Regions from separate parts of the Homo sapiens genome. Here region 1 is linked to region 2. Evidence: chromatin loops called from intact Hi-C (ENCODE). Cell type or tissue: mammary epithelial cell. All regions are shown on one strand. Each heading gives the region's core, and the rest is flanking DNA. Links, peaks and the distances in the headings are about the cores only. Region 1 overlaps LINC00299 (long intergenic non-protein coding RNA 299). Region 2 has its middle 21 kb from the start of LINC01871.

Region 1 (4,397 bases), core at 284-4,283, 390 kb before region 2:
ATCTCTCTTGGGTAATTTTCTCAGGATAGAGTCAAAGAAATGTTATTATTGTACCAAAGTGACATTTTTAAAGTTCTTGATACATATTTCCAATTTGCCTTCCAAAATGGTTGAATCCATTTATACTCCTACCAGCAATATGTGAAAGTATTTATTGGCATGATTTATTCTATGAAAACCATAGTTACACATTCTAAGGGGAAAAATAGCATCTTATATTAGGATAAAGGTGAAAGCATTTTCATAGTTGAAGCAAATCTTAAGACAGGTTCTATGAGCACATGGTTTTGAGGGCTCAGCAAATCCCTTATCCATTGGGCATGATATGGTGAGCTTCCCAAAGACAGTGAGGGGCACCAGCAATAAATAAAAAGACTACTGTGTAGACTTTTTGCTTTTCTTTTGACTTTTTAAGCATTAACCCAGTCATTCTCACAGATTGCCTGTAAAACAAGAGAGAAAGTCAAATATTATACGACTGCTTAATAATTCATATGCGCTACCCGGGAATCAATTCATATAGACAAATCCCTGGAAATTCAACAGAGAACAATCCAAAAGATTTGCTCCTTGGTCCATGGTATGAAAAATGGTCTACCTGTGACTATCCAAGGCTGGGCACGGTGGCTCATGCCTGTAATACCAGCACTTTGGGAGGCCGAGACTGGTGGATCACCTGAGGTTAGAAGTTCAAGACCAGCCTGGGCAACATGGTGGAACCCCCTCTCTACTAAAAATAGAAATAAAAAATTAGCTTGGTGTGGTGGCACACACCTATGATCCCAGCTACTCGGGAGGCTGAGGCAGGAGAATTGCTTGATCCCAGGAGGCGGAGGTTGCAGTGAGCTGAGGTCACGCCACTGCACTACAGCCTGGGAGACAGAACGAGACTCCATCTCAAAAAAAAAAAAAAAAATTGTGACTATTCAGAGGACTCAGATATTGTTCTCAACCCATTAAAGTGGAAATAGGAATCAGATAGGGGAAAATGGCCATAACAGAGAACTGGAAATATATGGGCTCTCCAGCTGTGATTCAACATTAACTCCCACCGTCATCCCATACAAAATATTTGCCAGTCTAGGCTTTCACCTGCCAGGCTAGAAGAAAGGAATAATCTTGGAGTCAAAGGAGTTGGGGTTGAAATCCTAGTCCTGAAACTTTTGCAGGCTCCTGTGAAATTTACTGAACTTCTCAGAGCTTCATTTTCCTTATTTGTCAAAACAGGGCAATTTTTAGAATATGTAACATTTCTTTTTAATCTAGTGCATTAAATTAAACAATGTGAGTAATTCACATGAAATTGTAATGTGCACATAGACATTATTCAAAATGTCTATTTTTTCTTTTTTCCTTCTCTGTAGAGCCCCCAAATGCGTGACACTTATTCCTGCCTTGTCTTGCTGTTTCCAAAGCGTGGCTTCCTAATCCTAGAATATATTTCAGTGCAAACTGATTTCTTTTCACTCTGCTAACTGTCATGTCTTGGAGCATTTATCCTTTTCTTTTCTTTTCTTCCCTTTTCTTTTCTTTTCTTTTCTTTCTTTCTTTCTTTCTTTCTTTCTTTCTTTCTTTCTTTCTTTCTTTCTTTCTTTCTTTCATTCTTTTGAGACAGGGCTCTGTTGCACAGGCTAGTGTGCAAGTGGCATGATCTCGGCTCACTGCAACCTCTGCTTCCTGGGCAGCTAGGACTACAGGTGTGCACCACTTTTGGTAGAGACAGGTTTTTGTCATTTTGCCCAGGCTGGTCTTGAGCTCCTGGGCTCAAGCTATCTATGCACCTCAGCCTCCCAAAATGCTAGAATTACAAGCATAAGCCACTGAGCCTGGCCACTTTTTTTTTTCTTTTTGAATTTTCAAGCACCAACCAAGTCTTTCTCACAGATTCTCTGGGACAATGTTCTGCACTGTAGTAATATTCTTTTTATGTGTTTCTGTGTCTTCTCAATCAGATCCTGCCCTTCTCATGGGTGGGGAATATCTTTGTATTCCTCTAGGATCCTGACACCATTTCTAAAATGTTACAGGTCCTTGGTGAGTGTCTGTTCATTAGTCAAATGTTCAAATGTTCAATATTCATTCAATATACTATACATATTCTTTTAGAGCTTTCCTTACTAGATGCTGGAAATCCAATCACACATGGGATTGATCAAGTATCTAATCTCCTGGAGCTCCAAGTGCCTCCCTATCATTTTCATACAGGAGGGGCTCAGAGACAGGAGAAAGAAGCACAGATGGGTCTCAAGGTACGAGAGAATCACCTTGACTCTGTGTCTCACAGAGCACTTACTGTGAGACTGAAAATTTATCAGTCACCTGCATCAAAGGAAAAGGCTCACATGGATATTGCTCAATGATCAACAGTTCCAAACACACACACTATCCTGATCCGTCATCTAATGGTTTAGTTATGGTTCTCAGAGTGTAGAGAAGACATATTACCGAAAGCTATAATCACGTGGTAAGTCCTATGATTCCTATGAAACAGGAAGTGCAGGCTCTCACAGAAGGACATGGGAGGGGCCCCAACCCAGTGGGCAGGGGAGGCTTCTTATAGGAGGTGACAGATCAGCTGAGCCAGGAGTCATGCAGGCTGTGTAGCCAGAATGAGGGAGGGTGTTTCACAATGAAAGAGCCATATGTGAGTCAGCCTGGAGCCCCAGAGGACAGCCTGTCTTTGAAGAGCTGAAAGTGCTTTAACACAATTGGAGATTATGGTAGACAGAAGGCAGTGAGTTACCAGGTTCAAGGCTGAGTGGTGAGGGATCAGGAAGGGCACAGTAAACTTTTTAAAAGAGTTTGGCCTTTAGCCAGAGGACACTGGAAAACAACTGGAGGGTTTTAATCACTGGGGTGAGCTCATTGTGAAATGGCAGCCTGGCTGGTGGGTGGAAAGTAGATTTGAGCAGGACAAAATGCAAGCAGTGAGACCAGGAGACAGTGGGAATCATCCAGGAGGGCCAGGGTTCTTTCCTGGGCTAGAGTAATGCCAGCGGGTTTGGAGGGAGCCCGGTGTGGTATGAGATATTTATAAGGTAGACATACTAGGGCTTGATAGAATGTGGATGTTTGAAATTTGGAGAAATAAGGATTGCACTTACAGAAATGATGCTTTTCATTGAGAAAGGAAACACGAATAACAGAGTTATAGAAGAAAGATCATGAATTTGGAACATTCTGAATTTGAAGTGTCTGTGGAACATCCACATGGGGATGTACAACTAAAGTGCATGTTCGAGTCTGAAACTCATGGGCCCATTTTCTGGAAATAGAGATTATTAGAGGGGAGAACCTACAAGAGGCCATTAATGCAAAGAAGTAGATGAAGCTGCCCAGGGGTAACTCAGGCAATGAGAAGAAGCCCACGGTTGCGGCATTTACATGCAATGGATAACCAACTGCAGAGCTGGTTAAAGGGTTGTGCTGCGCTGTCACTCATTTTTCACTTACTCATTCCTTTGCTCAGTCACTTTTTCATCCATTCTTGTATTCATTCTTTTCTTTCTCTATTCATCCATGCACTTGATAATCATTTATTGAGCCAGGCACTGGGTTAAGCTCTGAGGATTCACAGATGAATGAGATACCATTTCTGATCTAAAAGGGGCAAGTGTGTAGTTTAATAATGGCCAAGGTGGTCAATAAGATTCATAATGACAACACGAGGTAATAAGTGCTTTAATGTTAGTAGAGAATTACTTGAATGCAGATTCCTATCCTACTCTGGGAATGCCTTCACAAAGAGAAAATGCTTGAGTGGTGACTTGAAGGACAGACAGAGCCTTAAGAAGTGGACGAAGAGATGGTAGATTATTGCAGAGCAAGAACTGTTGCATAAAATGCATGGACCTCAGGGAATTACAAATTGGTTAATGTGACTCAGCCAAAGGGTACTGAGATAAGAAGTGTCTCTAGGAGCTCGTGATGAAAGACCTTGAACACGGTGATAAGTAGATAAACAAATCTTGGAAGCAGTGGGAAGCAACTACACGACTTTAAACCGTTTTAAGAGGCATGATGGATTGGAGATTTGGCGGATGAATCATTCAGTGTGGAAGTAGACGAACAGGCATGATGAGGTTGTGCACAAAAGCTGGTTGGAATGATGAGGGTGTGACTTCAGTCACAGGAGTGATGGAGAGGCATAACACCATCTGAGAGATGTGAACAGGTAAGAATTGATAAGGCTTGGGGGCCAACTGGTTTTAGGGGCTGAGGAAGAAGGAAGGAAGAATCAAAGATAATGATCAAATCTGGATTTCTGATTTGTGTTAGAGGACAGACGGTGAGGCCATTCACAACATCAGGTCATAGAAGGACGAGGTGCTTAGCTCTGTTTTGGAGCCAGAACAGGTCCTTTTATTACATGTAACTTCAGCCTTGAGAGTGGTTTA
Region 2 (4,397 bases), core at 232-4,231:
CAGGTAGATAGTGAATGGAACCCAAGCCAATTTGATTCCAAAGCTCAGGATTATTCCATGCTGCTTAATGCTTCACTTAACCTAACCTCTAGGGCTCTGGTTCTGTACAAGATGGAGCAGGCTCACACCTTCTTCTCTCTCCCACTGAATGCAATTTAGAGAGAAATTGTAGCATTAATGCTTCCATTAGAAAAAAGCAAGGGCTCAGGCCGGGCGCGGTGGCTCACGGCTGTAATCCCAGCCCTTTGGGAGGCCGAGGTGGGCAGATCACCAGGTCAGGAGATCGAGACCATCCTGGCTAACACGATGAAACCTCGTCTCTACTAAAAATACAAAAAATTAGCCGGGCCTGATGGCGGGTGCCTGTAGTCCCAGCTACTCGGGAGGCTGAGGCAGGAGAATGGCGTGAACCCGGGAGGTGGAGCTTGCAGTGAGCTGAGATCGCGCCACTGCAGTCCAGCCAGGGAGACAGAGCGAGACTCCGTCTCAAAAAAAAAAAAAAAGGAAAGAAAAAAGCAAGGGCTCAAGTCAATCAAAGAAACCAGAAATGAAAGAGCAATATAAACACAAAGCAGGCCGAAGGGAGGAAATGAAAAGGAGCAGAAATCAATGAAATTAAAAAGAACAACAGAAACCCAGTAGAGAAAAATCAATAATACCCAAAACCTGTGGTTTGAAAAGGCCAATGGAATTGATAAACCTCTAGCAAGAATGACTAAGAAAAAAGGAAGAAAGATATAAATTGACCAATATGGGGAGTAATAGAGAAGATGGCAGCAGATTCACAGACATTTAATAGCAAATAAGGAAATTCCATTTATGATCATTAAGATCTTGGGAAAATTGCTTAACCTTAGTTCTTCACTCCATCCCCCAGGCTGAAGTGCTGTGGTGCCATCGGGGCTCACTGTAGCTTTGACCTCCTGGGGTCAAGCCATCTTCTTGCCTCAGCCCCCAAGTAGCAGATACTACAGGCACATGCAACCTGTAATTAAGAAATTAATTAAAAAATTAATCTTTAAATTTTTTTTTTTTAGAGTGGAAGTCTTGCTGTTTTTCCCAGGCTGATGAACTTTTAGGCTCAAAGGAAACTTCCACCTGGGTTCTTAATTTAACCATAATTCTTACATCAATAAAATTAGAATATATTACCATAAATCATCATGGAAGATTGTTGTAGGGATCAAAAACTATAACTAGATTGATAGATAGATAGATAGATAGATAGATAGATAGATAGATAGATACAACTGAATGAGATTCCTGGTATTTGAGAACGGTTCCACAAGGATAAGAAGGCATTTCCCTTCTTCCATGGAATCTTTTTGTTCTTGGAGTTTGGAATCACATACTGAGATTTTGCAATTTTAAGATTATATTCGTGTTTACTTCTTCCTCCACATTTCACAGATATCCTTTATTTTTTGTTGGTGGATAAATACCTGCAGGTTTTCACACCTGTTTCTTTTTCAGGAGAATGCAAATCTACAAAAAATAATCAGTTTCTTTACTGACAGGTGGATGTTTAGTAAAGTTTCATGGTAATTAAAACCATATTCTAAATATTTAAATAAGCAGCATAAAATACAAAAATAAGTTTATATTCATTAATTTCCTGCACATTACTCAAAAACATCAAATGTTTCTTTTAAAGCCTTTTGTTTGATTTGGGAATTTGTGAGCCTTCAAAGAGATGACATAGAAATTGATGAGATTATAGGATATCCATTTTCTATTAGAATTATAAAATCATACTTAAAAAATAGAAATGTTAGAATAATGTTAACCACTGGTAATGGATAGAGAAATATGATTTCTTAAAATTCATATAAATCTGGTAATTTTATTATTTTAACATTTATCTCAAACCAAACAATTTTTAAATGTAATTTATGTGGCCATTCTATTCCAGAGCAAATTGGGAGACAAACATGAGAGGAATATATGGAGTTGAAATAAATGGAAAGCTTATAGGGTAGTCACCATCACACAAAACAAATTTGTACTTTCAGAAAATGTACTCAGCATGCTGTCTTGTTATATAAATGACCCTGTGTTTGTTGCACAAGTTCTAGTATGCAAAAATGTGGAAAGTCCTCCCTCCCTGATTCAGGAGGCACAGTGAAGTACAGGCATTTTCTTTACTTGTACTTGTAATTTTCTTTTCATCTTCTTTCTCCTCTTTCTTCTGCAGACATATTCGAGTGGTTAGCAGTCTATTTTTGAGACGTAAGAAGTGAAGATCAGACGTCTTCTCCAGTAACTCACCTTTAGCCAATCAAAGCACAGAGTAATGTCGCTCTTCTTTCCTTTCCCCTTTAGCAATGCATACCATATGCCAGTTAAAACTGTCTTTTCTCCTTCTCTCTCTCTTTCCGATATTTCACTACAAACAGAATCTCTTCTGGATTATTATTACCAATCGGTTCCATTTATGGATGATGAAAAACAGAAAGATGTACTCAGAATAGACATGCGGCAAATCACACAGTCCAAATGCCCAGAGTGAGGACATCGTGCTGCAAAGCAGTAATTCTCCTCGACAGACTTGGCCATACCAATCTTGACATTGGGCAAATTAGCCAGGCCAGGAGTGAATAAAAAGAGGAGACAGGTGTGAAATCACCTTCCTGCCTCCCAGGATGAATATGTTGCACACTGAAGTGCGATGCACCTGCACTATTGTTTCTGGGGAAAAAATAGCTTTTAAGAGCAAATACTCTTGAGCCTAGATGGAGACAAGCTACTCCTGTGTAATTTGAGTATAAATGGGTCCTTTTTTCCTTTTATGATGGTTTATATTGTGTTAACTCTTTGAGGAAATGGCTTTAAAGCTCAATTTAAACATTTAGCTGCTGCTTGCTTTAAATAGAGAGGGGCCAGGAGGCCAGAGGGGGATGTAATTTCTGGAATGGCTGCTATTCTTTAGGAACGCCTGCATCAGGGGATCCCACATGCTGTGCAGCAGAACCCAGCCCTGTGGTCAGAGCTCTATCCTGATTTCTTTGTGACTAGAAGTTAGAGGTAGTTGGTTTGGTTCTGTGCTCACCGTCCTCCTGGCTGTTATGGCATGGCCTCCATCCACCCAAAACCAGATCACATGCCGCAACGGCTGAGTACTGACAGTAGTAAGGTGACCCTCCTCAAAATAGAATCATTAACAGCAATGACAGGAACTCACACACATCCCTGCTTTTTTTCTATGCTGATTACTTCAATGTCTTTTTAAAATAAAATTTTGTATAATTTTTTTTTCTGGTGGTCTTATTTGCTTATGCCATAAACACACAAGGTAAAGGAAACCAAAAATATTTCACCCCAAATACACTTCTTTGACACATTTTGAGATGACTTTTCAGTGGGCCTGCAAACAAGAACAGCCCTGCAAAGCTGCCTTTTGTGGAGGAGATTTGCATCTGATCTGCCTTGGTGAAATAAACAGCCAGGCTTTCTCCCTTGGTCTGGACCTAGGAAAAATTAACTCAACCACAGGCTGCTACCTGTGGTTCTGAGAGCAGCTACCTGTGAGGTTTCATTTGCATAACAAGACCACCTTTGCCCCAGGTGTTTCCTCTTCTCTTCCTGCCATGACTGGTCTTGTTCATTCCAAGACACTAGTCTTTCTGTAATCATTCTGCCCTTTCTTTGAGTTTCATATTTTTTTTTATAACTCCAGTGTTCATATGTGCACATAATATATTTGTATGCTTTTTTTTCTGTTACTCTATTATCAGTTTGTTTTATAGACTTAAATTATGAAAACTTCAGGGGAAAAATCTAAAGTTGTCTACAAAGCCTGGCACCCACTGGGTACTCTGGGGTGCCCCACACCTAGATCCCCACCTTGGCGCTGGCTGGAGCACCCTGCAGTGAGGCCCCAACCCTCTCACCATCCCTTGTTCTCTGCCAGTCCTGTCTCCTGGCCTCCCCCGTGCTCTGCCCTGCCCTGAGCTGAGGCAGGGAGGTGGGGATAGAGACGAAGCAGCTGCAAATTCATATTTATTAAGTCAAGCGAGTTCTTCAAAATGAATAATGATCTGCTAAAACAGTTTTGAAAATGGGCTTTCTTCTGACTTTTTTTTTTTTTTTTGCTAGATCATAGTTTCTGCCTGGGCCATGGTCCTGCCTCCCTCTGGTAAGTTCTTGATCTAGAGACTGGAATTTTGTTCCTGAAAACTCTCAGCTTTCTGAGGTCAGCAGAGGAGGGACACCTCTGCTGACCTCAGCTTCTAAGTGTGACCTTGCCATGTAGTTTGCTTTGATAGATTCCTTGGAATTCCACTGCCAACTCCTGGCCTAGAATTCCACTGCTCTAGCTGATGCCTTTGAACGCGTGTCTTGTCCATTAGAATGAACTCCTCCTTGGCTGGGAAAGCCACCCTAACACTTGCCAAGGT

The links. Hi-C counts contacts between places; a loop is a spot of excess contacts. Peaks named below come from ENCODE experiments on the same cell type or tissue, not always from the same donor. Only the 100,000 strongest peaks of a DNase experiment are listed, where the experiment ranks them.
Region 1: a loop joins it to region 2, with 1.8 times the contacts of the local background. A loop is called at or near these places in 1 of 110 quality-filtered maps.

Annotation. Positions count from the first base shown.
Region 1 is chr2:8,089,359-8,093,755 of GRCh38, reverse strand. The region is part of intron 7 of LINC00299 (long intergenic non-protein coding RNA 299); the gene reads left to right. Among named protein-coding and RNA genes, the nearest start is that of LINC00298, 110 kb to the right of the region's middle. In mammary epithelial cell, for the core only: no CTCF peak of the experiment used is centred there; a DNase peak (open chromatin) is centred at 2,595.
Region 2 is chr2:7,702,347-7,706,743 of GRCh38, reverse strand. No RefSeq gene overlaps it. Among named protein-coding and RNA genes, the nearest start is that of LINC01871, 21 kb to the left of the region's middle. RefSeq lists an enhancer at 3,191-3,782. In mammary epithelial cell, for the core only: a CTCF peak has its summit at 2,108; no DNase peak of the experiment used is centred there.